Regions from separate parts of the Homo sapiens genome. Here region 2 is linked to region 1. A link is a loop called in an ENCODE intact Hi-C map of the cell type or tissue named here. Cell type or tissue: heart right ventricle. All regions are shown on one strand. Each heading gives the region's core, and the rest is flanking DNA. Links, peaks and the distances in the headings are about the cores only. Region 1 holds the start of ERI3-IT1 (ERI3 intronic transcript 1). Region 2 overlaps ERI3 (ERI1 exoribonuclease family member 3).

Evidence for each region. Hi-C counts contacts between places; a loop is a spot of excess contacts. Peaks named below come from ENCODE experiments on the same cell type or tissue, not always from the same donor. Only the 100,000 strongest peaks of a DNase experiment are listed, where the experiment ranks them.
Region 2: it touches region 1 in a loop (2.3-fold over the local background); 11 of 110 quality-filtered maps call a loop at or near these places.

What each region holds. Positions count from the first base shown.
Region 1 is chr1:44,232,051-44,248,433 of GRCh38, forward strand. It overlaps ERI3 (ERI1 exoribonuclease family member 3), which reads right to left. Exons shown (of 9, transcript NM_024066.3): 8 at 15,889-15,988. ERI3-IT1 (ERI3 intronic transcript 1) reads right to left here and starts at 12,233. Exons shown (of 4, transcript NR_110056.1): 1 at 12,195-12,233; 2 at 9,865-10,030. RefSeq lists enhancers at 5,983-6,626, 8,037-8,665, 8,666-9,294. In heart right ventricle, for the core only: CTCF peaks have their summits at 6,276 (motif pointing left) and 7,632 (motif pointing left); DNase peaks (open chromatin) are centred at 8,137 and 8,948; H3K27ac peaks cover 2,468 bases.
Region 2 is chr1:44,304,826-44,321,208 of GRCh38, forward strand. It overlaps ERI3 (ERI1 exoribonuclease family member 3), which reads right to left. Exons shown (of 9, transcript NM_024066.3): 4 at 14,803-14,919; 5 at 8,344-8,403; 6 at 3,485-3,576. Among named protein-coding and RNA genes, the nearest start is that of ERI3, 42 kb to the right of the region's middle. RefSeq lists an enhancer at 9,830-9,999. In heart right ventricle, for the core only: no CTCF peak of the experiment used is centred there; no DNase peak of the experiment used is centred there.

The sequences.
Region 1 (16,383 bases), core at 2,754-10,753:
ATGCTGAATTAACCGACCTTAGGATCGCCTTACCGCCAAATTTCTTTTGTGAGATAATAAATCCCCTTATTTAAGATATTTAAAATTGGGGTTTATTTTTCTTGCAGCTGAAAGTATACTAACTGATACAGAATGTAAAGGCAGGAAGGAGAATGACATAAGGAATGGACCTTACAACATAGAACTCACTGAATAAAGGAGGCAGGCCGAAGGACAAAGAGGACGCTGCTATTTCAGGCTGGGAAGTTGGTAACCGTTTTTTTCTTTTGCTCTCTTGAAACATTTGATCAAATTGTTTCTTGCTGTATCTCAGGACACAGGCTATGTTAGGAAAAAGGCTAAAAGAATCAAGTTTAGACTAAAACCCCAGTGAAAACAGAGAGGGAAGAAATATAGCTTTACTAAGAAAGGCATTCTATGAGTATGGCTTGCAATATAAGTTGACTAAACACCCCTCAGTTCCACAAAATCATCAGACTATTCAGACTTCTTCTTTCTTTCTGCCCTGCCATTCTCGGCATGTGGTTTCCAATCCTCAGACTATTTCATAGTCCAAAATAGCTGCTGGAGCTCCAACCATCAAATCCACATTCCAGGAAAAAGAAAGGGGGAAGACGGGAAAAGGCAAGAATAGCGTATTTCCCAGATGAGCTGTTTCCCTTTAGGTATCATTCCTGCAAGTCCCAGACAACACATTTCCTTTTGTTTCACCGGCCAGAGCTCAGAGACATGGCTGTACCTAGCTGTCTGGAAAACTAAAAACGTAGTCTTTTAACTAGGTACACACTGATTATTATACAGCGGTTCTATAATTATACAGGGGTTCTATTTAGTGAAAAAGAAGGGAAAAGTCATAGTTTCTGTCCTAGCAACGTAACTGACATGTCTGCCTTTGGAGCCTGGATTGCATGGTCCATCATTTCAGTCTTTTTCTTGCCAATCCTCAACTCTCTTATTCCCTTTTCCTTGTCACCCTTGCCTGGAAAAACCCAGACTCTGCCTTCTCTGTGCCTGCCACCTGGAGCGTATGACTAGAGAAAATCACAACCATATAGACTAGTGCCACTTACAAAATCAGAGTCATCAGCCTCAGCTGGGTATATAAAACTGCCCAGCCAATCTCCAGTGTTCCTGATCAGTGTGCACTCTCTCTCCCTTCACCCATAGTGACAATTTCAAGTTTCTCTACTTTCCACAAATCTCAAATCCCCTGCCCTCAACATCACCCCAAACCCCTCACCCATGCAAACAATCTTATCTCCTACTCCACAGGAGCCACACAGAAGCCACTCTCCTGAGTTTGCCCCAGTCCTCTCCTCCTGTCACAAGAGAGGGCCAAGCCTGATGTCACGTTCTTTTTTTTTTTTTTTTGAGATGGAGTCTCACTCTGTCGTCCAGGCTGGAGTGCAATGGTACGGTCTCGGCTCACTGCAACCTCTGCCTCCCGGGTTCAAGCGATTCTCCTGCCTTAGCCTCCAGAGTAGCTGGGACTACAGGCTCTTGCCACCACGCCCAGCTAATTGCCTGATGTCACTTTCTAAGCCCATCCCTCCACTCCAGCTGGGTAGGGTCCAACCCAGAATCCAGGCCTTTTCAGGGTCCACACATTATTGAGTACTCCTATTTCCACTGATACAGCTTCACTTTTTTCTTCTGCATTGGTTCCTTCACATAAGCATGTAAATATATTAATTCTCTCCCATCTTGGGAGTAAACAAGTCTCCCTTTAACTCCCTTTTCCATTGGCTAGTACCCAATCTCTCCTCCCTTTTAGAGGCAAACTTCAGAGTTGTTTACACTCAAGATCTTATTTCCTCATCTCCCACCTTGCGATCTGATCACTGCTCTACCAACACTGCTTTCTCTAATGATCCCTATGACTCATGAGGATGAAGCTTTTCAGGTTTTGATTGATAGACAATTGGTGAACAATCCACTCCTTGAAGCTCTCTTCCCTAGGCTTCAGTGACCCACTCTCACTTTTCATGCAATTCTCCTTGGTTCCTTTGAACACTCCCTTTCTTTTGATCACCTCTTAGATATGGATGTTGCTCAGAACTGTCATTGGTCTCTTCCCTTCTCACTCTCTCTCCGTGGGCAAACTTATCCCCTCCTGGAGCTTTAATTACCATATATTTTCCAATAATTTCTAGGAGCTTTAATTACCATATATTTTTCAATAATTTCTAAGCCCATGTTCCCATTACCAACATCCTGGTCCAGGCCACCATCATCTCCCATCTAGGTAACGGCAGTGCCCCTGCCAATCTTTCTTCCATGGTGTCCTTTTAAACCACCAATCTGGTCATTTCACTCCCTGTCTTAAAACCCGGGCTGGGCGTGGTGGCTCACGCTATAATCCCAGCACTTTGGGAGGCTGAGGTGGGCAAATCACGAGGTCAGGATTTCGAGACCAGCCTGGCCAACATGGCGAAACCCCATCTCTACTAAAAATACAAAAAATTAGCTGGGCGTGGTGGCACCTGTAATCCCAGCTACTCGGGAGGCTGAGGCAGAACAATCACTTGAAAACAGGAGGCGGAGGTTGCAGTGAGCCGAGATCACATCACTGCACTCTAGCCGGGGCAACAGAATGAGACTCTGTCTCAAAAAACAGCAACAGCAACAATAACAACAACAAACCCTTCAATGAACCTGGAGCAGAAAAAGAACATTAATGGAAACACTGGTGAAATTAAAATAAGGCTTTTGAGACAGGGTTTCTTTCTGTTGCCCAGGCTGGAGTGCAGTGGCGTGATCTCAGCTCACTGCATCTCCGCCTCCCAGGTTCAGCCGATTCCCGTGCCTCAGCCTCCCAAGTAGCTGGGATTACACGCGTGTGCCACCATACCCGGCCTAAGAGGCCCTTTAATGTAGCACAGTACCAATGTTAATTTTCTGGTACTGATAACTGTATTGTGATTATGTAAGATGTTAACATGAGGGAAAGCTGGGTAAGGGATACATAGAAACTTTCCTACAAATGTAAAATTAATTCAAAGTAAAAAGTTTAAGAGTCAAAAATTAAAACCACCACCACCAGCACCACTTCCAGTGGCTCCTCACTGCTCTCAGGACTGCTCAGCTAATCCCCATTAAGTTCAATATTGCCACCTTGCCTGACTCAGCTCCCAATGCATCCAAACCCCTTTATAAAAGTCTGAGTTCTGGACCTGTTTACATCTCTGGTCTCATCAGTCCCACTCCCCTGTTGTACAGCCAAATTCAGGCTCATTTGCACCTTGAGTTTTCAAGTCCTCACTTCTCACCTGGCTCATTGCCTTCACCTCTCAGGACCCAGGCTTGCTAGTGCTTCCTCTAGGTGCCTTCCCCCCATCCCGCCTTTGTGTTAGGAACCTCTTCTGTGTGCTCCCACAGCAGCCAATTCTCCGCCTATCGTAACTGCCTCTCCTTCACCTCCTGCTAGACCATGAACTCTTTGAGGGCACAGGTGTTATCCACAGAGACACTCAAGAAATACATACTGAAAAGAAGGAAGGAAGGACTAGAGGAAAAGAAAGAGGGGCAAGATCACACGCAAACCTACTCCAGCCCTGACATTTGCCACCCAAAGCCTTGACATGCCCAGGCCCTGAAACCCTGTCATGGTCTTTGTCTCCAGCTTCCAAAGCCCTGAAGGTTTCAGGCCCTTCCCCACCTCCGTTCCCTTCTAGCATCTTGGTTTCCCCAGGACTTCACTGTGCCAGGAGACTGGCTAGGACCTGAGCTCTCATCTGTCTGGCCAGCCTGTCCTGCAAACCCAGGCAGTCAAGGGTGGCAGTGGTGGTGCTGGGGCGCCCCAGTCCTAGCCAGTGATGCCCTGGAGAAAGGCCTAGCTATGCCTAGGGACTCTGGGAAGGGGGGATGCCCTCCCTAAGCCGTGTCCCACCTGGTAAATATTTCATCCTCAAGCTGCTCAGCTAATCCCTATTAATTTCAATACCGCCGCCTTGCCTGGCTCAGCTCCCAATGCATTATTTATCCCCTTTGTTTGTTTGTCGCTAACAGGTGGGCCCCAGTGGAGGCACTGACTGGGGACAAGCCCACTCTATCACAGTGTGGCTGTGAATTAATCATGAGGACTAATGGGAACCACCTCAGCTCCAGGCACTTCCCTAGCTGCCTCCCCCTGCCCTGGCACCCAGGGGTGGGCCAGGGCCATCTCAACTCAATTTAACTCAATTCAAACAGCACATTTTATTTACTATCTGCCTATACGTGTCAGACACTGTGCTATGCTTTGGGGATATAAGCCAAATGAAACAGACATTTCTTGCCTTCAGGGAACTTACAATCTAGTGAGGGAGACAGGCATTAAACAACTTTCAAACAAATAATTTCTTAATTACAACTGTGATTAAATGCTACAAATGGGGAGAGCAGGGTGCTGAGAAAAAGTACACGGGGAAAGGGGGACTTGATCAAGTCTAGGAGTCAGGGAAAGCATTCCTGAGGAAGCAAACTTTAAGCTGAGCTCTGAGGGATGAGGAAGAGTTAATTAGGTTGTGGGGTGGAAATATGGGGCTCTGGGGGAAAATAAAGCCACATGGGAAGGCAATAAGGTAAAAGAAGGTGTGGCAGGTTCCAAGAGATGAGGGAAGGGCGTGGAGTGTGGGGAGCAGGAGGAGAGTGGCTTAAGGGGGGCAGGAGAGGGCAGCAGAGGACAGAGGCTGTGAGTCTGTGCCCAAGTAGACAGGGACTCCCCCTAAGCTGACAAGGCTCAGAGTGGGGACACTCTTCCGCCAAAATGATCAAGCTGTCCTGATGGGTCACCATGGAGCCCTCCTGAACACAGGATTTTCACTCACCACCTCCAAAACATGCACTCCCACTACCTCTGCCAACTTGAGCAACTGGTGATTTCTTGATCTTGTGCTTGTGGCCTTCTAAGGCTGTCCCTCGTGCTAGGCCCACCTCCTCCAGGGACTCCAGGAGTCCTACTTGCTCTTCTTGCCCACCCTTGAGGTAGTCAAGGGCATTAACCCTCAAATGGGCTGGTCAGGGGACTCAGGGGAGCGCCTGGCCCGGGGACTTGTGAGAAGACCTGCGTGAGCTTCTCAGCATCCTGAAGGCTTAGGTGCTTCCATGGAAGAACAGGGCTGGATCTGGCACCTCAACCCTATGGTAGAACCAGGAACACGGCTGGCAACATTGACGTGCCTCAGCCAAAAGTGCTCACTTCACCTCCCACAAAGGAGCATCTCTCACCTCTGAAGCCCTGGTATTGGCCTGGGCACCCAGAAGACCTCAGCAAACATTTTCTGAATGAATGACTAAACACAGGGAAGGCTCCATCATCTCCCACAATGATCTCTTTCCCAGACACTTCACTCAGAAACTTTTCTAGAAATTTAAATAGATGAAGGAGCAAATATGGGCCAAAGATTTTACAGTTCTTGCTTCCAGTGAGCCTGACAGTTAGAGGCCAGCATCAACCCCATTTTCAAGAGGAAGAAACATCCCATAGTGAATGACTTACCTAGTACCACTCAACCTTGAAGGCATGAGCCTTAAACTGAATGAGGTCAGCCCAGCTCCAGGCTCCAGCATATCAAGATATGCTCCCTCTGTGGGCATTTCCCCAGGCACCCTAGCTCTCTAGAACAATCCTAAAAGGCACCTGGTTTATGAACTAGGTGCAGCTCTGCCAGGGCAGAGGCCTCACTGTGCACATGCTCAGGGTTTGTATTTCTATTCAAAGTGGCCACTTTGAAAATCCATACGTCTCCAGGCTCCCTGTACATCATGGTGTCAAGTCTTGGAGCAGAGGCATCCATCAGGGGCTCCCGAAGGCCACGGTCTGCATGCCCACGTGCCTGATCCCACCCACGTGCCTGGCCTTGGCTCCCGGCGGCCGGCAGCACTACCTTGTCCTGTGCACAGGCTCACTGTAGCCCTAGCCCGTCTGCTTGGCCCTCTTACCCTGGCCTTAGACTCCTCTGGGTGCCCTGCCTCACCCCTGCCCCAGAATACCTCCTCGGCCCTACGCGGCCTCTGCTCTTCTCTCTTGGAGCCAGGCAGCCAGCACGGAGGCAGCCTCGATAACTCGCTAACGTGCTGCCCATGCTGTTCTTAAAAATTTATGACTGTGCACCATGAAAAATCCAGCTGAGGAGCCATCATTAGCGGTGCTGCCTCCCTCCCCCACCAGAGCCACCCTCGTAAATTGAGATTTATGGCTGCGGCAGGCGGGGCGGGGGCGTGTGCAGGCAATGAGGATGTTGTGGGGGAGACAGGGAGAGACCAATGAGGCAGCCGCGGGGCCAGGGGCTCCCCCCTGCGGCAGCTCCGGTTTATCGCAGGCTGCAGTGATAATCCCTGCGGAGAGTAAGGGCCGGCCTGGGTGTCAGCGCAGGGCTAGATCCCGCCTAGCAGTGGGACGGGACAGGTCGGGGAGGGGCCTAAACCAATCACCGGCTCCTTTCGGTGTATAGGGCCAGATCTTGAGGTGCCAGGTTCCAAGCAAAGGCCTTTAGGGAAGAAGCATCATCGTTGCGGAGATCACAAGGCCTGGCCACCGGAGTCAGCTTCTCCCACCAGAAGCATCTGGGTTGGGCTGACTGTCCTATCCCAACCCAAGAGTGACGGGGAGGCAGGAAGGATGCCTGAGAGCCTCCTCTCCCCTTCCTCTGGTAAGATGGGCCCATGGAAGGGATATTCACAGCGAGAGTATAGGACTGAACCCCATCACATAGCCTCCCCCCACAGAGGCCAGACTGGGGCTGAAAGGAAAAGGAAGTGATCCCACAGCCTGCATCTACCCTGCAGGAGGAGGGGAGGAAGAGTCCCCTCCTCCTCCTCCCCTGCTCACTTAGCCCTGTCAGCCAGGCCATTATGAAATTGGGGTTTCATTTACAGACTAATTAAACATTACAGCTTGTTCACAATTACAACGCGGGGATGAGGGAGTAACTAATTACGGAAGAAATGAGCTAACATTTATCTCTGCTCCCACCCTCCCTCTCCCCACTGCTGCCCCCTCCCCCCCCCAATCCAGCTTCCTCCCACTCCCTGGTCACTACCAACTCTCTAGGCTTATTTCCTAGGGTGGGAGACTGGAAGGGGCCTGGTAACCCCCAGCCCTGGACATAAGATCTAACTGCTATTCTTAGCTATTCTGGGAGAGGGGCTTAAGAACTCAGGGCCCTGTGGCAGGGGACAGTAGGTGCTTATGTGCAAGACCCTGTGGGTATGGCCTGTGATGGTATGTGTGGCTATGATATCTGGTGTGGGGGTCTGCTTTGGGGTGTGTGACACTGCTGTGGGGCTGCAAGACTCTGCATTATCTCCATCTTGTGGCAAAAGGTCTTGATGTGACTGCTGCAGATCACTGTGTGATGGGATATGAGTGTGAATGAATCACACCCTCAACCCTCAGCCCCAGGCCAGGATAGAAAAGAACTAAGCGGCTGCAGGAGGTGATGGTTAATGCAGGCCTGGGATATGGCCCCTAGAGCCCAGAGTCCAGAGCCCAAATTCCTGCTGGGAGGCCCCATTCACTCTCCTGCCTCAGAAGCAAGAGGGGCAGGGTTACCCTGCCCTGGGGCTCAGCTGGCCTGGCCTTGGCCTCTTGCCAGATGTTCCCTCTGGGGCCCAAGGAACCTCCTGGGGGCCTGGGGTGCCCCCTGTGGGCAGGAATCCTGGGGTCTGGCTGGCCTGCCACAGCGTTTAATAATAGTAACAGTGAGTGTAAGCGTTTCCATCCTTCCTGTCTTTGGGCAGAAGAAAGGAAAGAGGAGGGAGAGGAGGGAGAGGAGGGAGTGGAGGGAGCCGGCTGAAGGGAGGCTTTGAGGCCTCAGAACTCACATCAAACGGCAGGATCTGGGCCTAATTGTCTGACCCCTGCCCCTGCCTTCAATCAGCTCTGCGGCTCCCCGCCCGCCCCTTGCCTAACTAGCAGCCATGTTCTCCTCATTAGGACAAGCTCCCCTTGCACACGTGTCCCTGGACATGTCTCCAGCACTCCCAGCTCCCAGCCCTGCCTGGTGGGAGGGTACAGCAGGGACCCAGTTTTGGAGGGGCCTCTGGGACAGCTATACCCTCAGCCACCACAGCAGGCTGGCTTGGGCTACACCAGCCCCTCCTTGAGCTACATGGGCCTAGAGGCCGTGTGCTGGGACACACTTCTGCGCTGGCTCAGCTGCTGGGTACATTCTGTCCTCTGTGTGTCCTTCTTGCTACAGCCCAACTGTCTCAGACACACAGCTCCTGAGAGCAGGGCCTATTTGATTCCAGTCCCCTTTGGCCTGGTTCAGCCTGGCTTGGGCTGGTTTAGCCTAGTAGGAGGTTTGAGTCAGGGTCTGTGTTCACAGGCTAGTAGCTGAATGAACTTCTCTGCCTACGGTACAAGGATGGCTCTCTTAAATGGATCCAGGCGTGGTGACATGTCGCGTGTCTGCAGCTGGTGGAATGGAAGGAAAGCAGTACTCGTGGTGGTGAAGAACTCCAACCCTAGACTAGGAGAGATATGTTCAAATTCCTGCTCTCTCACTTCCTTGCTGAGCAGCAATCGGTCATGACAACCTTCTGGACCCTCAGTTTCCTCACATCCAGTAGAGATGACAGCCCTTATCACGGGGTTTGAGAATTCAATGAGAGAACAGATATAAAGCCCTCTGTACTAATACCTGGCCCTCAGCAAATGTAGAATGACACTGGTGTGATTCAGACCAGACCAAACAAATTCCCCTCTCTGCAGGCCACAGGCCCCACTTTGCCCAGTGGGGCCTAGGCCTGGTCAGTAGTGTCCAGGATGGGAGGAGCTAAGAGGAAGGGTCCAGAACCCTGCAGAAGGGTAGGGGCAGCCCCAGGGGGCACAGCTAATACTGAGGACAGAGCACCTATGCTGGAGCCAAAGCATAGGGAGGGATGTCCCACAGTAGCTGCAGGTGGAAGGGCAGGGCCCAGCTTAAGGAATGTCAGTTGGCATTAGGTCAGATGGGGTAGGTCAGCAGGGCTGGCCCATGAAGTGTGGATTGTCCCATGAGTACTGTGGGCCTGAAAGGAGGGGCTGCTGTGAATGCCACTGGAGTGAAGGCTGTCTGTGCCACTCTAGGGATTGATTCTCAGGGTACCAGGAACTGGGGGAGGGGCTGGCCTGGTCTGGGCCCTGACATTGTCTCTCACCTTAAACCAGTGGTAATGACTTGCAAATATTGATGAAAACACAAACTACAGATATTGTGTTTTCAGGGAGTGAAGGTGGGGAGAGGGGATAAGGAGGAAAATAAACTGAAATGAAGTCCGGTTATCTCCCATCTGTGGCTGCTCCTAATCCCCCAGCCCACAGGAATCCAATGCAGTCCCTTATCTGCCCTGTCAATCACTCAATCACCGCCCAGTGCTTGGTGGGCACCGCACGCCCTCACACACACTCAAACACATGCTCACACATGCACACACATGCACACACTTCACTGACTCTTGCTCTAACACTCCCACCCACCCCCAGCCCATTACTCCTCTGAGTAGGAGCAGCCAGCACGCGGGTCCTGCCAGATGGATGCAATTTGCATAATATCAGCAGTGGAGGCTGCAAGATCACCAGGGGTCAGGGCGCTGACATCCCCGCAGAGTCTATCTGCAAGTGCTAATTTGGCCGGCATTGATCTGTCTTTCTGATTTCTTTGTCATTTAAGTCTGCGATGGTTTGACAGGAGATACAGAGAGAGACAAGGGGAGGCGAGGCCGGGGCCTGGGGCTAGGAAGGTGGGGAAACAAAGATTGTACTTCCTAAAGAATCAAACACACATAACACATACATACATACATACATACATACATACATACATACATACATACAGGAGAACCTTCTTCCATCCATCTGTCCATCAACTCACCCACCCATCTAGTCCATCAACTCACCCATCCATCTAGCCATTCTTCCATCTATGGTTGCTACTGAAGAACAGTCTGGTGTCTGGCAAGAACCAATTCCTCAGATGTCTCTGGGGCTCCAAGGGGGTCAGCTCAGGAAGGAAGGAGCCAGCACCCTCTCCCCAGGCACTATCCAGGCAGGCCAGTGCAGACCCTGTCAATGATGGGAGAGTTAACCCTTCTCATGACCATCCATCTCCCTAGCTTCTCACTTTCTTAGGGCCACACCAGAAAGAACTGGATGGGAGGGGGCAGTAGTGTACAGTAGTACTGTGCTCTGCCCTTCCCCACAAGGCAGCTGGGCTGACTCCTCCCCTCCCAGCCCTGAAGGTGGCCAAAGCTGGGGGAAGCAGGCAAGGTACCTCTCTGGAAGGACATCAAGGTCTGTAGAGGCCTCACATCAATGCATCACCACTCAGGTCATCTGAAGCCCAGAAGACTTCATGAATCTCACTGATTCTGAGGCTCTCTAGTTGAGCCAGAAAGTCCCACATCCTATCAGATCTAAATGCTACCTCCTAAACCCTCAGCCAAGGTCCTCACATTCTTCCTTGCCTTGAGTGGGGGTCCCCCACAGGAATGGGGACACTGCCAGGCTAGATGTCATGGAGAAAGGGGATGGGAGGAGAAGACTGCAGCTCTGGGAAGCAAGAACCCTCTGCAGAGAGGTGGACACGGTCACTCTGTCAAGGGATGCAGAGGGGCTTGAGGCTTCCCAGAGGTGCAAGGCCCCCTCCCCCAGGCCACAGTGGCTCTATCTTGGTACCACCCCCTTTCCTTGCCTATGGTAGCAGGAATAGGGTGATCAGAAGGAACTCCCTGCTGGGCAAGACGGGGGCTGGCGTTTGGTGTGTGCTAATCCTGGGCCCGAGGTCTTCAGAGGGACCCGGGAAACTTCAAGGAGGGAAGGCAAAGCTGTACTGCAGACGAGCTCATTAGCCAGCACCCCCCGCACCCCCCTCAACGAGGAGGAGGGCGGGCAGCCCAGTGAGCGTGGCGGCAGAGGCGGCAGAGAAAAGGCTGTCACTGTCCTTTCTTCCTTTTGGTACAAGCGTCTCCCTGAGCCGACGATTCTCCCGCAGTGACACCTCTCATGGGCACTAATGAGATCTGTGTCACAGAGCTAATGCGTTCTGACTGGACTCTTGATAGACACCCCACTCCTTCAGGGGAGACCACAGGCCAGCCCACTGCCCCCCTGGGGCCCAGGCCCCCACCCTGCCACCTGCCAGCCCAGCTCTCTTGCCAAACAGTTCTGGGTAGCAAGCTCTTGAGAGTCCACTTGGTTTCTGGCCATGCCACCTGTACCACAAGCCTCAGTGGGATCCTTCTCCATCCCAGAGCAGAGGGGACAAGCTCCTAGGCAGGACCACCCAGCCGGGCATCAGGGAAGGTTCCAGTTACTCTCCTAGCCAGCTGAAACCAGCAGTAGTCTGTGAGGCCTCCAAGTTACAATAGCAGGTGAGATTTTACTGACATTTCCTGTGCAGATTTCCAAAAAAGAAGGGAAGGAGGTCCAGGCCCTGCCCTTAGAGAACCCAAGTGCGTAGGGCCAGATCATTACCTCTGACAAATTATAATAGGGCCCAAGTGTGTGTTTTGAACACTCATACTGGGAGGGCCAGGCGAGACTCCCAGAGGAGGTGGCCCCTGGAAGATTAGCAGAACTTTCCTGGGCCATGAGGTAGAGAACTGAAATCACAAAGAACCGTCAGGGCCAGAAGGAGGTCAGATGCCAACAATTGCAGGTCCCTGGCTCAGGGTGACTGTAGCAGCAGAGAGGGAGTGGTGATGCTGCCTTTGCTTTCTTCCTCAGCTGCTGCTACCGAAGGTCTGTTCAGGCCTGCGTGTTTCACTTGACGCTGAGGGAAATGAGGGAAGCGAGCTTGTTTTCTTCCACATCGTCTCTATTGGTAGCGCAAAGCCCAACACCAAAAGGGTGCTTCATAGTTCCACAGTGATAACAACACAGGCTCTGCACTCAGATGGGCTTGGGTTTGAATCCTGGCTCCTCAACCAACTGGCTATGTGACCTTAGGCAGTTCACTTCACTGAGACTCAGTTTCTTCATCTATAAAATGGGAATGATGATGCCTGCCTTCATTAAGACTGTTGTGAAAACTAAATTAGTTAACATAAAGTGCTTCCAAATAATATGAGTGCTTACTGCCCCTTTGCTGAAATGAATGAAGGACCACTCAGCAGTCCCCTGTGGAGGCTGCCCTCCCTCAGAGCCTGTGGTCCAAACTAAGGATGCTGACAGAGACCATCGGCAGCCCTGGAGTCAGCAGTTCTAGATGCATGCAGGCCCTACTCACCACAACCTGCTCTGGCACCATGCTGTTCACCAGTCTCCCAAGGCCAAATCCGCTACCCCAGGAGGAAGTGCCCTCCCCTGACTATGATGTCACGCTGACAAGCCTCCAGCAGCCTTTCTGTCCAGTGCTGCATCACCTCCAGACCCTCCTTGGCCATCCCTAAACCTGACTTCACCCTCAGTCCCCAGGGCCAAGCCCACAACTCCATTTGTGAGCTCTGTGGTGACAGAGCACTGTGTCTGCCATTGTTACCAATACATTTCTAGCACCTACCATGGTTCCTGATATATGGTAGGTCCAAGGTAGTGTGTACTGAATGAAAGAAAGTTTTACCTGGTGTCCTACCTCTATTTCCAGGGCCGATGCACTCTTGCTTACCTTGCTGCCCCTCCCCTTCAGCCTCCTTGTCTGCAGTCTCTCCTCACTAGTCCTTCCCCTACAAACTATGAGCATCCTCTGACTGAAGCCAACACTGACCATGTAACTCCCCTGCCCAAAACACTCCTACAGCTTTCCCACGCACAACCATCCTAGTAGCCCCCTCCCCTACAGCCTGAGCCCCTTCCCCACACCCGTCACCCCAAGTCTGCCTCCGTGTTCTCTCAGCACCTCCACACCACCCATGCCACACCCCTGTGGCACTGCAGGAGGACTGAGCAGACCCTGGACATGGCTCAGCTGTGGGATCTGCAGCACCCTTGCCTGGAAGCCACCCAATGCTGCCTTACCCCCCCAGCCAATACACATACCACTCCCCACTCCAGGCTGGCAGCTCCTCACACAGTTAATTAGCACCATGTCACTAAGGACCAGCCTGAGTGGCCAGTGACAGGAGCTGACCTCTGACCCCCAGGGCTGGGAAGCAGTCCACGTCAAACTCTTACAGCGCGACCCTTTTAGCACGCACAGTAACTCGGGGCATCGCCAGCTGAAGCTCATTAAAGCTGTCTCTTTGGTGCGAGGGCCATTAACCTCACTGCTCAAAACCCACGCCTCCCCTTCCCCGCCTCTCCCAGCCCAATTAATGCCCTGCATCCTCCCTCCCTTCCAAGCACCCTCACCCACACCTCAGAGCCAGCCTGGAGGTGGCAGGGCAGCCCTCTTCATTCAAAGACTACAAAGACCAAGTGTCAAGAAGCCCAGTGTCCTGGGGAGCCGCTGGTGCTGGCAACAGAGTAGGGAGCCCCTTCAGCCCCATGGTGTGCTCAGCACTGCATGAACACTTTCCCCAGGGGACTCACTGAGCCTTCCCAATAACCCAGAGAAGCAGGTGGCATTGTCCTTCATCTAAGGTCACAGGGTTCTGGGTGGAAGAACCAGAACTACTTCTGGCTCCAAAGCCCTTACTCCATTGTCACTCAGAGCCTTGGGCTGCCCCATAGGGCCCAGCCAGATAAAGAAACCTTCTCTGAAAAAGGAAGGGACACCTCACAGGTCCTAACCTAGGGTCAACAGGTGAACAGATAACAGGGGCATTGCTGAGTCTCAAGAAGCACAAAGAGTGGGAACGAGGAACCCCTTCTCACACACACACCCTGGGATAGATGATAGAAGGGGCACCCAGATAAAGTATATGTGGGGTGCATTAACCCAGGCTGTCCCTAGCCCCCAGCCAGTTCTTCCTTCCCTGGACCAATGCAAGTCTTCTCACTGGTCCTCTTTGGTTCCTCCCTTTCCCATCACTCTTTCATTGATTCATTTACTCACCTACTCATTCATTCAACCACCCATATGCATTTATTGAGCACCTACTAAGAACTAGTTTTGTGCAACACAAACTGCCTCATTGATTCTGAATCAGGGCTTTGATCACGTCATTCTCTCACTCACAAACCTCCTATGTCTCCTCAAAACTGCAGGAAAAGTCCACACCCTTTAACCAGGCATTCAAGGCCTGCTTATATCTCTGTTTATTTTCTAGCTGCTTCCTAACCCAAATTTGCCACTCTAGTCATGGGAAGCTTCTTGTAGGTGTCTGAACTTGTCCTCAACACACTGGGTTTCTCATGCCCACAGGCCTTTCTACTGAGTCCTCCTATCTAAAATACCCTTCCCCCATTTTTCTGCCCAGCAAACTCCTATTCATCTTTCAAAGATCCCAATTCAAGTGTCCTCTTCTCTAGGAAACTTCCTGCTGACCTCCCAGGCATATTACACTGCTGGGTTTGGCGTCTTCTCTAGATTGTTTGGAAAACATCTGTGAAACATCTATGCGAGGGAACAGCAGTTATGGTGGAGCACCCCCACTTCCCCAGGCCTGTTGGTCACTTCCTCTTAGCCTGAGCCCTGGGAAACCCTTCAGATGTCCCAACAAGAATATGGGGGCATCCCTCCTGGGGTGAGATGCCCCCATATCACTACCTCTTAGTGAGAGGTAACTGAAAAAGTAGAAGCTACTTGGCAACTGAGGAGAGGGAAAACCACCTTTGGGGCAACCCAGGTGTTTTCTGTCACAGCCCTTAGTACCCTGGGTGGCAAGCACCTATTTCAGTCCCTGTCTCTTCCCAGGATGTGAGCTCACTGAGAACAGAAACTTCTACTTAGCATGCCCAGCATCCACAAGGTACCAGTGAATGTCTGGAATGGATAAAGGATCTACTCTGAAGGAGGTGACTGGGTCCTTTGGTCCTGGTATTCTCTCTCCAGTCCCCCCCCACAATGATGCGACCCCAAAGGCTCACAGGTTGTGGTAATGTCAGCACACTGCCCAGAGATACTCTGGCTCCTCCCCACTTGGAACAAGGCCTATGCTTGGTCAGGTGCCTCACCTGAGAGCATCTGCATGCACACATGTGCATATGCAAACAAAATAAGATATACAGAACTGAACAGACACACCTGACAGATACACACACAGATTGGTAGCTGCTTCCACACAGACTCATGCCCTCAGAAAAATACAGATATACTGTTACACGCTCCCCAACAGACATGTATAATCATGGATACATTATACTCTGAGTCTGACACAGAGACATACAGCTAAAGGTGTCACACATATGCAGACACACAGATACAGACAGATAACATATTCATACTGATAGATCAGAAACTAACAAAACCTCCAACTGCCTGGAATCATAGCCACTCCAGTTTCCTTCCAAACAAGAATCCCCTTGAGGGTATACCCCCATTTGGTACCCCAAGTGGACCCCCTCAACCCAGGCACCGCTCAATGGAGGCTGCTGCTCCTGCGGGGGAGTCAATACCCTGTGGACGGAGTCATCGGTCAGAAGGACCCCGACTAATTAAAAGCTGGTGAGGTTTAAATAATTCATCTCCTTAACTCCCATTGATCGTCCAGTTTAGTGGCCACAGACTTCAAACAATATTAAACAGCCTCCTCCAGCTCCATGGGGGGTGGGTAAGCTGACATGTCCCCACCCACTGAGGACATTGCCCACTAGAGATGCAGCCAGTGAAGGAGGACCTTGGCCTGAGTCCAAGGCCATCTGTGACTCACCCAAAGCCCAGACCCCAGCCTCCTCCAAAATACCACTTTGAGTGGTGCCTTCCAGTGGTCCCATTCAGTAATTTTCTCATGCCACCCCCCTTCCACCATCCCCCCACCTATGTAGAGAGCCCTGTTGGGGCACTGAATGAGCCATGGAAACTCTCTATGTGCCTGGGGACTGGGGCACGCGGGCAAGGGACGATGGATGGAGCTGCCGGGGGAATATGCGAAGGGACTGACCAATGCCGCTGTGGGGCCGGCCTATGTGTTGCAGGCTGAGGCCCTTGTTCATGTCTAGAAGTCCATTCTTGGGCCAGCAGCCCATGGCGAAGCTGTAAGCCTGGAAGACAGGAGGCAAGTGGTTAACGGAGGCCCTGACCCTCTGAACCAACCCCACTCACAAGGTCTTCCCCCCACCCCCCAAATCTTTCCAACAAGGAATCCCTCTCATAATGCCATCTCGTGAGAGTCCCTTCTCCACCCAGGTCCTCCCCAGACCCAGCAGAAACTCCCTTCCTTCTCCAGAGTGCCTTTTCTCCTGGGCTTCTCCCCATCTGAGTCCCTGGCCCTCAATGGGTGCCCCTCACCAGGACTCCTCTCTAAGGAGTTCCCGTTCACTAGGCTCCTCCTTCTCAGGAGCCCTCCTCTCACAAGGGCATACCTGCACCTTGCACCCCTCCTTAGGATCTCCCCTTTCCGGAGCCCCCAGCACTTTGCTGGGCCTCCTCCTCACAG
Region 2 (16,383 bases), core at 3,157-11,156, 73 kb after region 1:
AGAGCACAGCCAGAATGTAGTATGCACACCCCAGCAAGAAGGCAGGGGAAAAAAAGGAAGTCAAATGCCTGCATTTATGTGTTCAACCTCTCTCCTCCCTCAAGGGGGAGGAAAACTTCCTGCTCCAAAACTGAGGCTGAGCCTAAGTGAGGGTCCTCTCACCAGACTCTGAGCAGGCCCCTGGCCCCTATTCCACCAGAGAACAGCATCTGATTATCCTACCCTCTCCAAAGGGGCCTCTTCCCAGACTGCACTAAGGGCTAGGGCCTCCCTCAGGTCAGCTCTTTCCCTCCAGTCTTTCCCTCTTCTCAATCTTCCTTCTTCTCAGACTCACGGCCCACTGGGAAAGCCTCTAGTCTAGGTTCTCAGCCGTGCTGTGCTACATGGCTGGTGAACCTGGATCTTCAAGCTACAGGCTAAAATCTAAGTTCCTCAAGTGGGTGCCTGTGCAGGTGTCCCTTCTCAGTCTACACCAGCGCTAACCCCACCACCATACCAAAGATGGAGCCCTTTGAAAGTGGCACTTTCTACCTGGGTAAGCAGAGAAACAACACCAAACCCTATGGGAAGCTTCAAGAAACACCAAGCAAGGCGAAGAAAAAGTGGGTCAGGTAGGGAAGGCAAGCTGACCAAGAGCCAGACCCACAACAAGTGTTGTTTCTTGAAAAAATTGAGAGGGGAAATTAAATCCACATCACTAAATAAAAACTCGCCTTAGCAGGATCTGTGACTACACAACAAAGCCCACGTAAACTTGGAGAATCAACTCATCTGGCTTTGACAAAAGATGGACATAAAATGATTTGTCAGGATGGGAGCAGATTTCTTTTCTCCAGTGGGATTTATGCTGCCACTTCAGTTCCCATTTCTCAGTGCCCCACTTATCAGCCCCTTTCCAACAAAAGTGATGTGAAGCTGCTGAGGGGAGAAGGGGAGGAGGAGGTAAGGACAGCAATGAGAAGGAACCATGGCTTCCGGAAACTAGAGTGTGAAATGAAAATGTTTGCTGAATTCCTAAGACTTAGTTAAATCTGAAAATGGATGTCAAAATAAGAAGTAAGCCACAGACTAACAAGTTGTGAGTGTCAATTTAACACCACCCTTGTCAGGCTCATCTGCAGCCTTTACCGGGCGCATAAAAAGGTGATGGCTCTGACGAGAGCCATCTGACGAGCCTCTGCCGAGGTTCCAGGAACACCGATTAGCTGTGCGCTGTCACGCAGCACTACTTAGGTTTCCTCTCCGGCTGTTTTTATTTTGTTACACATTTAATTAAGAGCCTTCCCAGCAGTTATGCAGAGACCTGCTTATAAGAGGCAGCCACAGAGCTCCCTCCCCCAAGCCCTGCCACCTGCTTCCTTTCTGAAAACCCTTTTCTGAAGCTTCATCAGCCTTCCCAGTCCAAACCCAAACCAGCCCACAAAGTCTGCCCTACCCATCTCTTTTGGAAACTACACGGTCTTAGAATTCAATTCTGTCTAGCTACACGTCTTTAGCTCTCTGAGCCACAGGGGTTTTTGGTTTGTTTCATCTATAAAAGAAAGACAATACCACCACCCACCAGAGACGGCAGTCAGAAGGTGCGGATGCGGTAAGGTATGCGCTCATTAAGACTTGGCTTCCTTTCATATATGGTTGGGTTCCACAACTCAATCTCTTTTCTTGATGATATCATTTTTCAGGAAGAGGCAGGGCAATCTCCTGGGTCACCAACACCTGTCCAGGGCCCACTGTGCTACAGAACAGGTCAGACCAAAAGAAGACAGCACCCTCTGAAATTCCCTCTCCATCTCATGGGGAGACCAACTCCAAGCTTATAGTCTCCAACCTCATGCACGGGAAAGTTTTCATATACACATATATGTACGCATCGTGCACAGTTAAAGTAGAAGATTCTGAAATGTCTGTGTTTGGAAGGTGAAGACGCCAAAGAGAGAACAACACTGGATGAAGGGAGTCCTGGTGAGGCTACCTGGAGGAAGTGGACCTCTGGACTGGGCCAAAGGGCCTTCCTCCTGGGCCATATGAACCCCAGAATTCTGGGTATCAGCCTGAAACTGGCCCCACCTTGAGTAGCTTCTCTTGGGCTACAGAAATCCACATTAAGTCCCTTCCTCACTTTAAGGACTCAAAGCTGCCCAGGACGCTATTAACAAGAACAAGAGTCTTCTTCCTCTACTCCTTTTCCATGGACTCCTCCTCTGATTCATATCTGCTTCTAGTCCCAGCCTGTATAATTTCCCTGACAAAGAGATGTCATGTGGGAATATGGAGACCCTCTGGAGTAAACCAAGAGGGGTGCAGTCAGTTTGTGTACACACCTGATGGGTGTGGGAGATGAGGTCTCTGTGTGCTCATGTGATTTGGGGCCTTTTCTTCCTCCTGTCTCACCTAGAAAGTTGGGGTCCAATAGCAGGCTTGACACCCACCTGGGTACATAACTTCACCTCAATGCCCAGCATTCAAACGGCTTACAAAGGGCCTTGGTGAGGAGATGACACCTGATGTGGTAGAAAATGTTACTGCAGAGCTACTACACCACACCCCTCAGCAACATCCCACTTTATGCTCAAAAGTTCAAACACACACACACAAACACACACACACAGAGACACACACACGGAATACTTGCTGCTACCTTCAGTCACAATGAACACAGAGGTAATCGATTCTATGACTCCTCAGCAAACAGTGCCCCCACCACCTCCATCCCACTTCGGTTCCCTGGGGGCCATCTGAAGCCATGTATCCATGAGGGCAGACAAGATGCACAAGTGTCAACCCAGCAAAGGAACCGGTTCTGTCTTCCATAACCGGGACAGGATCAGGAGACAAAGGTAAAAAAGCAGTGGGGACAAAGGAGGAAAGAGGAGGCTGGTGACGTGGGCAGCTTCCCGGAGCAGCCCTCTCTCATCCCACCACTGGGCTCCCAGTTGGTTCACCAGGGTCTTGCAGGCCAGATAAAGGGGCAGCATAGTATAATAGTTAAGAGCAAGGACCTGAGTTTGAATCCTGGCTGTGTGTCCTCTGGTAAATTACTTAACCTTTCTGTACCTTTACTCCCTCAGCTATAAAATAGGAAGAATAATAATGCCTACTTTATATGGTTGACAAATAAGTTACTATATTTAATTACATAGTAAACATGGTATTTGGCTTAAAATTTTTTTTTCCAAGACACTCTTTTAACTCCTCCCTTCCAGGGCAATAACACACAGCCCCAGCAATCGGAAGGGCTGTCATGAGCAGTGAGACCTGGCAAAGGCAGGAAGGCCCCAACCATCCAGGCAGGCCCTTGACTTGCCCACACCCTGCTCCAGAGAGGCAGAAGGCAGGGCTCCCAACCGTCTTCTATCCCTGATAGCCTCAAAGACCTGAAGAATCCCTGATCCAGCTGCCTTGTAGACATTTAAGCCTCCAAAAGGCCAGACCTGGTCCCACAGATTCCAAGCCCTGCCAGCAAAGCAGCCCTTCTCATACTCACATGACTTTTAAGTCCCAGTCTCCACAGGTGACAAAAATTGACTTGACGTTTGGATCTAAGAGGCCTTCCTTCGCCATCCATTCATCGACCCTCTGAAAAGTACACAAGAACAAATGAGATTTTCCTTTTTTTTCCCTGAGCCTGTGAAGAGCCACAACAGCAAAACACAGATAAGCTGCTTGTAATCAGAACAGGAGAAAATTGTAATCTTATCCAGCCATGGCTCCACTGTGGGCTCTCAGGCTTGGCTCAGAACCACGGAGGCATTTGGAAGACAAACCCTTAGGAAGATCCTGCAGCCCGAATGTGTAGCCGGAGGGAGCCCCTACACTCGCCTATTGCCTGGCAGCCTGCTCCAGATCCCAGCAAATCAGTTCAAATACCTTGCTCTGACTTGGCTGTTCCTCTCATTGGTCCCCTGGCCCAGCAGACAGGCTGTTGTCCTGGGGCATCAGAACAGGGTAGTAGGAGGCCCCAAACAGGAGCTCCAACCCACAGCTTCACTCATTCATTTATTTGTTTTACTCTTCTACCAAATGTTTATTAACCAAACTTACAAATTTGGTTATTCACCAAATGAAGGTGACAAACATTTTCACCTTAAGAGGCCCCTTTACTGGACTGGAGCCCCATCCTGACACCTGGGACAGTGCTGCCTGCTCCAGTTGCTAAAAGTTCAAAACTGGCCCCCAATTTCGTATTTCTCCTGTTCATGGTTGAGGATTCAAATTCAGCAGAATATTTTGAAGGCTGAGCTCAATTGCTACAAAGGGAGAAAAACTGCTCCTAAACACTCTAAATCTTTCTTTCCCTTCATCCCTTTGATCAGTTTATTTGTGTTCACACTGGAAATTCAAATACTAAAATCAGTATACAACAAGAGAAATATCATAAACAATTCAAGACTGGGTGTGGTGGCTCAGGCCTGTAATCCCAGCACTTTGGGAGGCAGATGCAGGTGGATCACTTGAGGCCAGGAATTTGAGACCAGCCTGGTTAACATGGAAAAACCCTATCCATACTAAAAATACAAAAATTAGCTGGGTGTGGTGGTGCACGCCTGTAATCCCAGCTACTTGGGAGGCTGAGGCAGAAGAATTGCTTGGGCCTGGGAGGTGGAGGTTGCAGTGAGCTGAGATCACACCACTGCACTCCAGCCTGGGTGACAGAGCGAGACTCTGTAAAAAATAAATAAATAATAAATAAAAAGAATTCATGAAGCATTGCCTTTTACAGAAGACCCCAGGCATGGAGAGGGAGTCACACCACTGCTTCTACCCATGCAAGAGATGTCACCCAGGCTGGAGTGCAGTGGCACGATCTTGGCTCACTGCAAGCTCCGCCTCCCGGGTTCACGCCATTCTCCTGCCTCAGCCTCCAGAGTAGCTGGGACTACAGGCGCCTGCCACCATGCCTGGCTAATTTTTGTATTTTTAGTAGAGACGGGGTTTCACCGTGTTAGCCAGGATAGTCTCGATCTCCTGACCTCATGATCTGCCCGCCTCGGCCTCCCAAAGTGCTGGGATTACAGGGGTAAGCCACCACACCCGGCCACGAGATTATTTTTTAAGGCTATCTCACATAGTCATTAAAAATGCAGGATTGGAAGTCAGACACATCTGGATTCCAACCCTCCAACCCTTGGCTATTCCATATCCTGGCTGTGTCACTGATGGGGAGTCATTTAAAAGTCATGTAACCTCTCTGAACCTCAGTTTCCTTCATCTATAAAATCTTACACAGAGTTGTTCTGAGAATTAAATGTGATAATGTTTTAAGTACCTACCACAAAACAGGTAATAGGCTGAGAAGGGGAGAAAGGCAGATCATCATAATACAATAGATCCAGCACTGGAGACGTGACCACAGTGCTACAGGACCAAGAAGAGGAAGTGGCTAGCCCTACCTTTCACAGGGAAAGGAGTCAGAAAAGGCTTCACAAAGAAGATAATTGAACTAGGAGCCTGACATGGTGGAACATAGTAGAGGATACTACAGGTAGAGGCAAAGGTACATGTGCAATAATTTTGTATTTGAAGCAATTATCTGTTTAATGTCTGCCTTCCCTGCGAATATAAGCACCACGAAGGCAGGAACTCTGTCTTACTCACTGCCTTAATCTCTCATTCAGCATAGGATCTACTCAAGAGATATTTGCTGACTGACTGAAAACATGAGTAGGTAAAAGTTTAGGATGACTTAAGTCCACAGTATATAGAAAGAAAGGACAAAGGCTGGAGGACTAGGTTAGGCCAGACCGTGAACGGCCTCGTGTGCTCAGCAGGAAAGAGACAGCCCATGGATATCTTTAAGTATCTTAAGTAAGATTACTTCTAGCAGGTATAGGCTGGCTCCCTGGATACCTCTGAGATGCTAGAGGCCTGGCCCATGCTAAAGTCATCCTTGACTAAGGCCAAGGATCCTACCTAGTTCCGTGGCTATAGCAGCTCTACCAACCAGAATATCAGAGCTGCTCCCCGGTGCCAGACTATGCAGACCATGTGGTCTCTAAACCCTCTTTACAGTCTGTACACCAGAAAATCCTCCTCAGCCAAAGAATCTTCCCAAAAGATAAATTCTGGATCTTCCACTGCTAAATGGTCTCTCTCCTCTGACCCAACTCCTTGCATGTATGTGCACATCGCGCGCGCGCGCACACACACACACACACACACACACACACACACACACACACACACACACACACGTGCAGGAATCCATGAATCCTTTCCCCAGGGTCACCTAAGAAAAGAGGTAAGGTGAAACTAGGGCTCCCTAAATCAGCATAACCTCCCCCAAGCTCACTGTTTTATATCCCCAAGTTAAGTGCCCCACATACTAGAGGGGCTCCCCAGTGCCCCAACTCCTGCACAGTGAAAGAGAGAGCAAGACACAACAGGAGGCCACACTCAGCAAAACTGGGCCCTTATCACAGGAAGCACTCAACACTCAGTGGGGTCCCTGGAATCTTAGGACCCCGGCCATTCGCTTGCACAGCAGCTATTCAGTGAGCACCTTTTACCATGAGTCAGGTAAACATCTAGCTGGCTGCCTGCTAAGGGCCTTGGTTCGGACAAGAAATGAGCTCTTTATCTCCATAACCAACTCAGGACTAATGAGATGAAGCAGAGCCCGGTCCGGTCTCCTACCTGCCAGAAACTCTCTATTCAGGCTGATACCAGGAATTTTCCCTCCTTACCCACAAAGTATACAGAAGTAGCAGAAAGTAGCTTCTTGGGTGAGACCCAGAATTCTTTAAGCACCCTGCTCCAGGGCTGGCCTAGGGTTAACAGGGGGTTGCCTCCTCAAGACCACATCTCCTCCTCGACTGGGGCCACTGAGAAAAAAAACCCATAACCTCAAGAGTCCTGGTTTGCTGCTGGCCCAGAGCAAGTATCTTCCTCCAGGATCCCAGCTACAGATGTTCCAGGAAAAAGGTGCCTGTCTTCTGGCATCCCTCAGGAGCCAGGTCCTGGCTGGGGATGGTGGCTGGGACAGAGGAAAGAATGAGTTCCCTCTGTCTCCTTGAGTCTGGTTTAACAGGGAGCAGTCCATGCTAAGGAGCTCCCTTGGTCATAGGAATGAATCTCTTCAAAAAAAAAAGATGGTCAATATGGCTGGGAAGCATCTCAGAGCTCATCTTATCTTCTCCCAATCTACCGCAGGTGCCCAAACTCTGACTCCCAACCAGACTGGTCACAGCCTAGGTTCCCACACTCCCAGGGACAGGAAATACACTCTGCCACTGAGGTGAGCCTAAACTTGCCTCTCTGACCCTGGCTCCATCCTTGGGGGCCCCACGAAATTCAATCTGCATCTCTCTCCTCCATGGGACAGGATCTCTCGGCTAAAAAAAAGGTATCTTGCCCTGCTCCCTGCCACTACGCTACTTCCTCTAGGCTGCACACCTCCAGTGCAGATGTGCCCTGCTATTCCTGCAGATACTCTGCTTTCTCCTATGCTTGATAAGGTCTGAGCTTTGGCTTTATTGGTCTTAAAAAATAAATAAAGCACCTAATGAGATCCACGGGCTTTTTCTCTTCTCCCCTCCCCCTATAGAGAAAGACATGGGAGGGGGACCTTCTCCCCCTGTGAAAACCTCCAGGCCAGAGGAGGGTGGGAGACAAGCTAAGACCAAGCACTGCCCTTCCTTATTCCCTCGGGCTACAGCGCAAGAAACAGCATCTTAACCTTTTCTAGCTCCCCGAGGAGAACATCCTAGAAGTGTGGTCTCTGCCAAGGGTTTTCAAGTCTTTAATTTGATTTCCCTCACATAGGCAATTGTTGTAATTATTCTGATTAGGAATCATTACCCAGTGCAGCCTCTGCACCCGACAGGCACAATGCATCCAGCGGCAAGCTGCAGTGGGGCAGGCGGGCCCAGCCACAGCTCCTGGAGGAGCTCTCAGCAAACAAAAGCCATCGATGCGGAGTTCTGGGTGAGTTAATGAAGTGCTCACATGCCACAAGAAGCCAACACTAAAGCTAAACAAAAACACCTCCAGTCCCTGGGGCTAGTCCCACAGTACCAAGCTCAGCTCCCCTACTCCCCAGCCCACCCAGCATAGGCTACCCCAGAGTCAGCCAGCATAGGGCCATAGGCCAGGAAGGGGTGGGGGCCCCTCTGCCTGACTCCTGGCAGCACTGGGACATCTTGTCAGAAACCCTGACGGGAACAGCTGGAGATGACAGATCAATGGTTCAATACTCTCAACAGCATGTCACTGATGTGACAGCAAATGTTATTCTAATCAAGCCATAATCATAGTCAAATTACACGGCTACATTCTCAGGAGGGGAGGGAGAGAAAGGCAGCAGGAAGGGGTCAGAGGTCAGGAATTAAAGGTCACTCAACCTACCTCCAGCACTTGCTGCAGGCTTGGCTGACCATCCACCATGGCTTGAATAATCCCGGTGAGCTGAAAGGAAAGAGAAATAGCCGATGGGTAGAAAACCAGGGTGAAGGGACTCAAGGCTGAACAGGACCCCTTCCTTTCTGTTTTTCTCCTTCTGTTGTAAAGGGCTCTGATCTGGCACTGCTTTAGGTTCAGAGCCCACCTAGAAGACTTGGGAATAAAGTCCCAGGACCCAGGACACAATGTGTGCTTCTCCCATAATATCCTGCCCTGAGATGGGTGTACACATACACATGCTGACCACAAGGCGTGTTCTCACACCTGTTTCCACAAGGCATGTTCTCACACCTGTTTCAGCTTTCAGTTTGCAAACAAATTGATGTTACATGTCTTTTGTATTCAATAGGCTCAATAACTTCCCACAATTACAGTCTCAAGTAAATTCAGCTCCTAGCTTCACAGAAGTTCCCGTAAAACTTGGGGAGTGCTCATACAGGAGAGGCACACTTGGTTTCAAGTCCACCCCTTCTCTGAGCCTTGATATCCAGCACTGCCCCCTCCCACACTCTCCCTAACACCTTCCCTAACATCCATGAAGTCCCACAGGCTCCTATCCTTCACCCTGCATACGTGGGCCATCAATATGAACTAGCCAAGCAAGAGACAGAGTCATCTTTAACCAATGGGGAAACTAAGACAAAAAGGCCTAATGTTCAGACTATGACCTAGAGAATTTCTGACTCAGGCCTATGCTCCACCTAGGTCAGGCCTGGGTTCAAACAAGCTTGTTGTTTTGCTTTGTTTTGGTTTGGTTTAAAGTAAAAAAAAAAAAAGACTGGGGATAGATTGCCTACAAGGATCTGAGGGCATGAGGCCCCCATGTCCTGGACACCAACTGGAAATCACCACCCCCAGCATGTCCCTGGCTACTTCCAGAAAGAGCAGTATCTCAGACTTGCTTGGAAACTTCTTTTTTTTAAAGTGTGTTGGGGGGGGGGAGATTAAACTCCAATTAAACTATAATTACACTTAATGAATACCAAATACCCAACTCACAGAAATTGCTGGCTCTAAAAGGGAAGGTTATTTTCTCATGGTGACTTACATGGAATGGTAATATACACCTTTTAGGGAGAAATTTTCATTTTAAAAACGCTGAGCTCCTCTAGGTGGGTTTCTGTAGTTCATCAAGTCATTATTAGGTGGTATTTTAAGGAAGTGTAAGGACACAGCCACTCTATTTTATATTCCAGAAACTGTTTTTATATTAATCTGTATTTTAATTGGGTAACAGCTGCTGCCTACAGACTTCCCATGGTCTAAAAGGAAAATAAATTAGAAAGATTAACTACACTGTTGTTTTGCAAAGCTTTAACCCACAGCATGCCCACCCGGCTGGCACCTCCACACCCTTTCCTTGCCTGGAAGACCAAAGAACTGCCCAGTAGAGGGAGGGCCTGAGTCAAAGAGAAGAAAAGATGGTCCGCTAAGGGCTGGGGGGCTGGGAGTGGGGAAGTGCCCTCAGTCAGCAGCTTCAATAATCTTGGAGTACAAAGGACTCCTCCTTTTATTTAGTCAACAACTATTCATAGAAAGCCTACTACGGGCTGGGCCGCATTACAGGAACTAGAGATCCGGCAGTGAAGAAAAATGTAAAAACTCTGCCCTCATGGAATACATGTTCTCAGCAGCCCCCTCCTACACCCAGCCCCAACTAGTACCGAGAGCCTCTACATCTTCCAGAGCCGCAAACCGAGCAGGCAGTTGCCCTGTTTTGCCTCAGGCATGAAGGGGCCAAAGAGAGTCAGGAGGAGGCTTATTACCAACCCCAGATTAGTGACAGACACCCACAGGCCCACCGCTGCCCATTCTGGTCCAGCTTCTCTCCTGTTAAGCCTAGGGCTTAGACACATCTTCAGGCCTGGAGCTGAGGCTCAACATCAGGACCATCCTGGAAAAGGCGGACCACAGCCACTCTCACTTCTTAGGAAGCTCCAGGGTCCAAATGTTAGTCTTGTGTCTGGTCTGAGTTTCAGGCGGCAAGGTTAGGTCCACTCCTTCTCTTGGCTCCCACCAAGGGTCTCTCAAATGAGCTGAATGCCAAGGGCTTAAAGAAAGTCTCACTCACACAGGAAAGCAATGCACCCTTGCCAAGAGCCCTCCCTCCCTGGAGATAAGGCTTAGGTCAGCACCTGTGTGTACCCCATAAGCCCCTGCCCTGGGCCCCAGGAAAATCACTGATGTGGGGCAAGAAAATCACTACACCAAAATGGAAAACCAGGGTGCTGCTCTGGTGTTCTGCTGCAGGATGCCTCACTGCAGACTAAACCCAACTCTCCCACCTGGAGCTGGGGAAATGGAGCTCCAGCATCCTGGGGCTTTCACAAACTCCACTCCAGTGCTCAGTGATCCTAGAATCATCAGCCTGGGAGGAGCCTAGTGAGGTCAGCTCCTTCTCTCACCATGCTTCCCAGACAACAGCCATTTTCATTTGTGGCTCAGTAAAGCATGGCTCACAGCTGAGCTCCTCAAGGATTTGCATTTAGCCCCCAGAGACACAGGGGCTTGAGCAGTTGGCTCAGCTAGACAAAGCCTTCTCAGGGAAGGCCTCAGGCTCCTGTATTAATCCCTCCAAGGATGGACCACCCCTTTTCAGCTCTGCCAAGGCACTGGACAAAGAAGGGATGAAATTAAAGTTAGTTCTGGGCTGGGCATGGTGGCTCAGCCTGCAATCCCAGCCCTTTGGGAGGCTAAGGCAGGAGGACTGCTTGAGCCCAAGAATTTGAGACCAGCTTATGCAACATAGAGAGACCCCATCTTTTTTTTTTTTTTTTAAGTAAAAATTAGTTCCTCTACCTGATACTAATGACCTATAAGACACGTGTAAGGTTTATACAGGATGCTATGAGGGAACGAGACAATTTTATCAAATTAATACTGGGAAGTTCTATCTTAGGCCTAACTTAAATCCTTCATGTTACAGTTTAAGCCCAGTCCCACTTGGGTTAATACATGTTTGTAAAAAGCTTTCACTCCTTACAATGAAAGGTACTAGAGCAAAGCCAAGTATTACTAAGCTGAGAACCAGGGCTCACAGGCTAAACAGAGCTCAGAGACCTTAGCCACTTAAAGCAGGAGAGGTGAGAGGAAGAATTAATGTGTGCTCTGTGGCTCCTTTCAATGAGGGATTACAGATTAACTCCCACTTCTCCAGACTCAGAAACCACAAGGCAAGGGGCTTTTGACCCTGACTGATAACATGGCTGGTTACTGAGATCCCCTACCCTCACAAGGGCTTTGTCCAGGAATGAGCTGGCTTCATCAAGAACACTAGCAACTACAGGAAGCAGCCCAGGAAACTCAGTGCCAATAGCATGTCAGCATCCAGTGCTTTCTCCTTTCACAGTTTATCTCCAACACAATCGTATTCTGACACCAAGACAGTTTGTTGATTACATAAGCACTTGTCTCTGGTGTGCAATCTGATAATCAGACCCACTCTTTCTCTTCAGACAAAGAGACCAATAAATCTCACCCTTTATAAGTACAGGTGCAAGACAAAGCCCTTTACTGGCACTTAGCAAAATGAGTATTTCTCTAGTTTTTTTTTCATGATAACAACAACAAAAAGAAGACATGGTTAGGGACTGTGCAGCAGCCCAGCTGCTAGAGATAGAGACTTGATGAACTGGAGCAGATTCTAGAGGTCAAAGGGAAAGGGCTCGGGAAGGAATGAAACACATCCCATCCTATCTCTGTCAGAACCACGTCTCCAGGCCGACTCTCAACTGAAACTAAGAAGGGACCTCAAGAAGGGTACTAACACATTCCTAATATGAAGCAGTAAAAGTAGGAGTCTCTCTGTGTGTGCTAGAGACTTGTTCAAACTGGAATCCTTCTTCCTACTGTCCAGCACTGAGCCTGCTTCTCTCCCCAAGCATGTGCCCATGTGTGTGCACATGTCATACGCATGTGCGTGCACACACACACACACACACACACTGGGGTTAAGAACTTCTTGTGCACAAGAGAGAAAATCCTGCCAGAGGAACTACTTAAGTATAATCTGGAGGTTTGGGACTGTTCCTCACACTTACTAATGAGAGATTTTCTCTGGTTGGAATGACCTCCATCCCCACCCGCAAAAGGCACCAACTGCCAGGTTGGATGAGGTTTCAGAATGACAGCCCCCATCCTGTGTCTATGCCTCTCGGAGATACAATTCCATCTGGTATGGAGACAGGGCAAAATATATATGATCTGAGGTTTTCCAAACAAGACTTTACTTACTTACTCAAAATAACAAGTCAGCAGTACAGTTGTTTTTGGGAGAGACAGAAAATAACTCCTTGACAATATTCATTCATTTAAGGGACACGTATCAAGTGTTTACTTGGTAGCAGACCCTAATGATGGGATGGAGATGGATCAGGTCTAGTTTCTTCCCTCAAAGAACTTATAGTCTAGTGAAAAGACAGATAAATAATTATAGTATAAAGTATCTGATCAGTTCTATGTTGGAATAAGCACAACTCAATCTGGGGATCAGGGAAAGTGACCCTAAGCAGAGTCCTGGAGGTCAAGCAGGAGTTGGCGGGGAGAGTGGGAACTCTGTGCAGGCAGGAGGACCATCATGTGAAAAGACAGACTGTAAGAGGGCAACCTCTGGGTGAGGGGAGCTAGGTGGGAGATGAAGCAGAGAGATATGAGGCTGGCCAAAAAAGGATGGACAAGATCATGGCGAGTTTTGAGCTCTGGAAACCTGAGACAAAATGGCAGACCCGGTGCCTACAGAACAACCACATTTTCACTTTTAGAACAGCCTTCATAATAAAGATCCCAACTACCACTCCTACTCCCCTCCAAATTATGTATGTGCATCCTTGGGTGAAGCTTTCTAGAGAGAAGAAACTGTTCATCATAGTCTCACAATCCCTCCTCCCATTCCCACAAAAAGTAGCAGCAGCAGCCTTACTCTAAAAGAAGTCCCTCTTCTTCCGATACTCTCAAGCATCCACTCCTGCCCAGGGTCCAGCTCCAGCAGAATACTGTTACATTCCTAAACAGGTAGCAAACTTACTAAAATTTGGGCCTGCCTGTCTACGTAAGGACAAGAGGACATTAGCCTTTCAAGGCCAGTGGAGGGCTCAGGTAACTGGCTGGCTTAAAGAAAGTCTTTCCTTCCCTTCGCATAAGCAAGGGAATTTTCATCATCATTAAAATGGTGATTTTTCAAAAAGGGCAGAAAAGTCAGATTAGCGCCCCCTGGTGGTATAGGTAAATCCCAGGGGAAAGGGGAAACCCCGGCAGAGGAAGGCGAAAACCAGAACCCAACATCATTAGTTGGAATAACAAAAGGCTTAAGAGGCTAGGCGCCTTGGCAGATGGATGCCTGCAACAAAAGCCCCACCTGGGTCAGCTGGCAAACACTGGCATCGAATTCAGGAGCAACCTCGAGACCTCCTGTCTGGGCTAAGTCAGCCTCAGGGCCCACCAGGGTCAAACAGGCTCATCCCCAGCCTTCTTACCAAGGAGACTGTTTGGGATAACTCAAGAACCCTTTTTCACCTATTTCATTCACATGTAGAAGATAGGTCTCTAAATGAAGGCACAAAGTCTCTAATGTACCTCAGCCCCAGACTCTTAAAAGATTCTCATCACCCCTGCTACCACACATTCTTAACCCCTGATTGCACCACAGCCTGTTGGCCACCACTGAGTGCATTACATGACATGTCACAGGGAAAAGTAGCCACAGAAGACTTCACACAGTTCTGGGAGTTAGAACTTGCAGGGGCTCCTCCCCTCTGCCAATGGCTCTTTTGAGCCTCCAGCAATCATTAAAATCTCAGTTAGGCCCAGTTTCACAATCTGTAAAATGCAACCAATACTAACCTGCTGACAAGGAGGCCAAGTACAGTACCCACCTAGGATAAGCAGATTTCAGCCTTGGCCAGCCAGGTCTCATGCTTCACTGAGACCACTCTTCTCTTCCCTCGGTGACAGAATGTACCTTCGACAAACTCAACCTACGCTTCACACAGGACCACTTTACAGGAGGACAGAGTAACAATGCCAGAAAGCTAAGAAGGCCTGAACATAACCCTGCCTTCCAAGTGGCTGAAATCTTTACCTCTTGCCAAGGGGCCCTAAGGAAAACTGAACTGGAAAGAACTTGAACCCCAGAAATGCCATTCTGCTCCTGGTCTCCAAGTGCCGGTCACCAGGAAGGGATGCTGGGGAAGCAGGGGTAGACTAAGCCACTGCTCTCCCTGGGTCCCCAGTAACAACAGTGACCTGAGTGGAGTGGCAGACTTCATAAAACCTAACTGCTAGGTCTAGTGTGCACTTGCCTTAAGGATTGATAAGCCCTATGCTTTCTCTAAGTGGCCTATATAGAGCACCAAGGATTCCAAAATTCCCCTCCCAGCAGCCCCTGCTGCCCACTTCCAGGGCCCTTACCTCTGTACAGAATGGGGTAAGCTGTGGATGGACTACAGGCTGGACATACATGTGAAAGGTAGACTCAATCTCCATGGTCCGGCCATTTAGCTTTAGGATGGGGAACTCGATGATTTCCTGGAGTGCCAAAGATACAGAAAAGGAAAAATAAGTTATTGTAATCAACCATTTCCAACAGTAGCTCCAAGTCAACAAAGAATGAGTGTTTTGGATTCATTAGTGTTTTGGGTTCATTAGCTCCTGCCAGGCCAAACCCAAGATTGAGTGAGACGGCACCAGCAGTTACAATCCTAACCTTCCCACTGCTAATATCCTCATAGGTTCCAGGGACTGAACACAGCCCTCATCCCCATTGTTTCTGGAAATGGGAAGGAAGACAGTGGTATCATCTGCCCCAGTTTCTCCAACTGGTTCTCTAGCAGAGGCTTGCTAACTTGAGCCCCTAAGAATACGCCCTTCTTTCTCTTGCCCAGGTCCCTGTCCTGAAATGGGTCTGATCTCCTGCCATATAGACAACCAGCCATCAGACCAATGCATAGATTTCCTTGTATGAAGTTTGAACCAAGCTGGTAAGTTTCTTCATTAGTTCTTATTTTTCAAAAAAAGATAAAAAATAAAGCCAAAGGGGATCCCAAAGAGAAGGAGAAAAGAGTAACAGTAATAGGAGCTAGCGCCTCCCACCTTTCAGGCAGCACACACTACCTCTACAACGCCAGCCCAATCGCTTAGCTAGCCTTTCCCAGTCCACTGAAACATAATGGAAGAGAAGGACAAGGAGTGACAATTTGTTTGGTGTCTCTAAGATTAATTTGTCTCCGCTATTTAATAGAGATGCACAGCACCAAGGTCCTGGTGTGCAAACAGGCTTGCAGAACGCTGGCTGTGCAGCACGCCTCATACATCGCTCCTGGGAAGGGAGGAACGCACCAGAGTGGGGAGAGGGCAGAAGAGAGCACGTGCGTACCAGAGAGAAGAGGGAAAGCGAGGAGAGAGAATAAAAAAAATTATTGCTTTTTAATATTCAAAAACAGTTTGCAAAATTTAATCAAAGCAGAGGAAAAGCTAACATTTTTACCACTTTGACATTTTTATTAGCGCTTTCATAAATTTTTAAAACATGAATGGAATTAGTTTACAACACAAAAAAAAACTGCCCTGAAAACATCTGGAAGAGACAAATAGGAAATAATAAAAAAAATAAATAAAAGCAAAATTCTCTGAGTAAAATTAGCATGTGGAAAGGGCCTCCACTGCAGAGAGAAAGGAAGGGGGCTCTGCCTATTCAGTGACCCTAATAGTCAGCTCCAGCAGCACCCCTTCCCCAGGTCCTTCATTCTGGAGAAGACCTTTCCAGTATCATTAAAATCAAGGTAAAGTGGTTCTCTCCAGAGACAGCCTGGAGAAGCAACACGAAACGGATGACACCTGACTGCACTTAGGAAATTGATGGGTGGGAAAACACAAGGAGAAATGGTCAATCTCCTTGATGTCCCAGGAAAGCCAGGTATCCTCCCGGCAAAACATACCCACTAATATTGGGCTTGTTTTTAAAGCATCTATTTCAATCCAACACATCAGGAC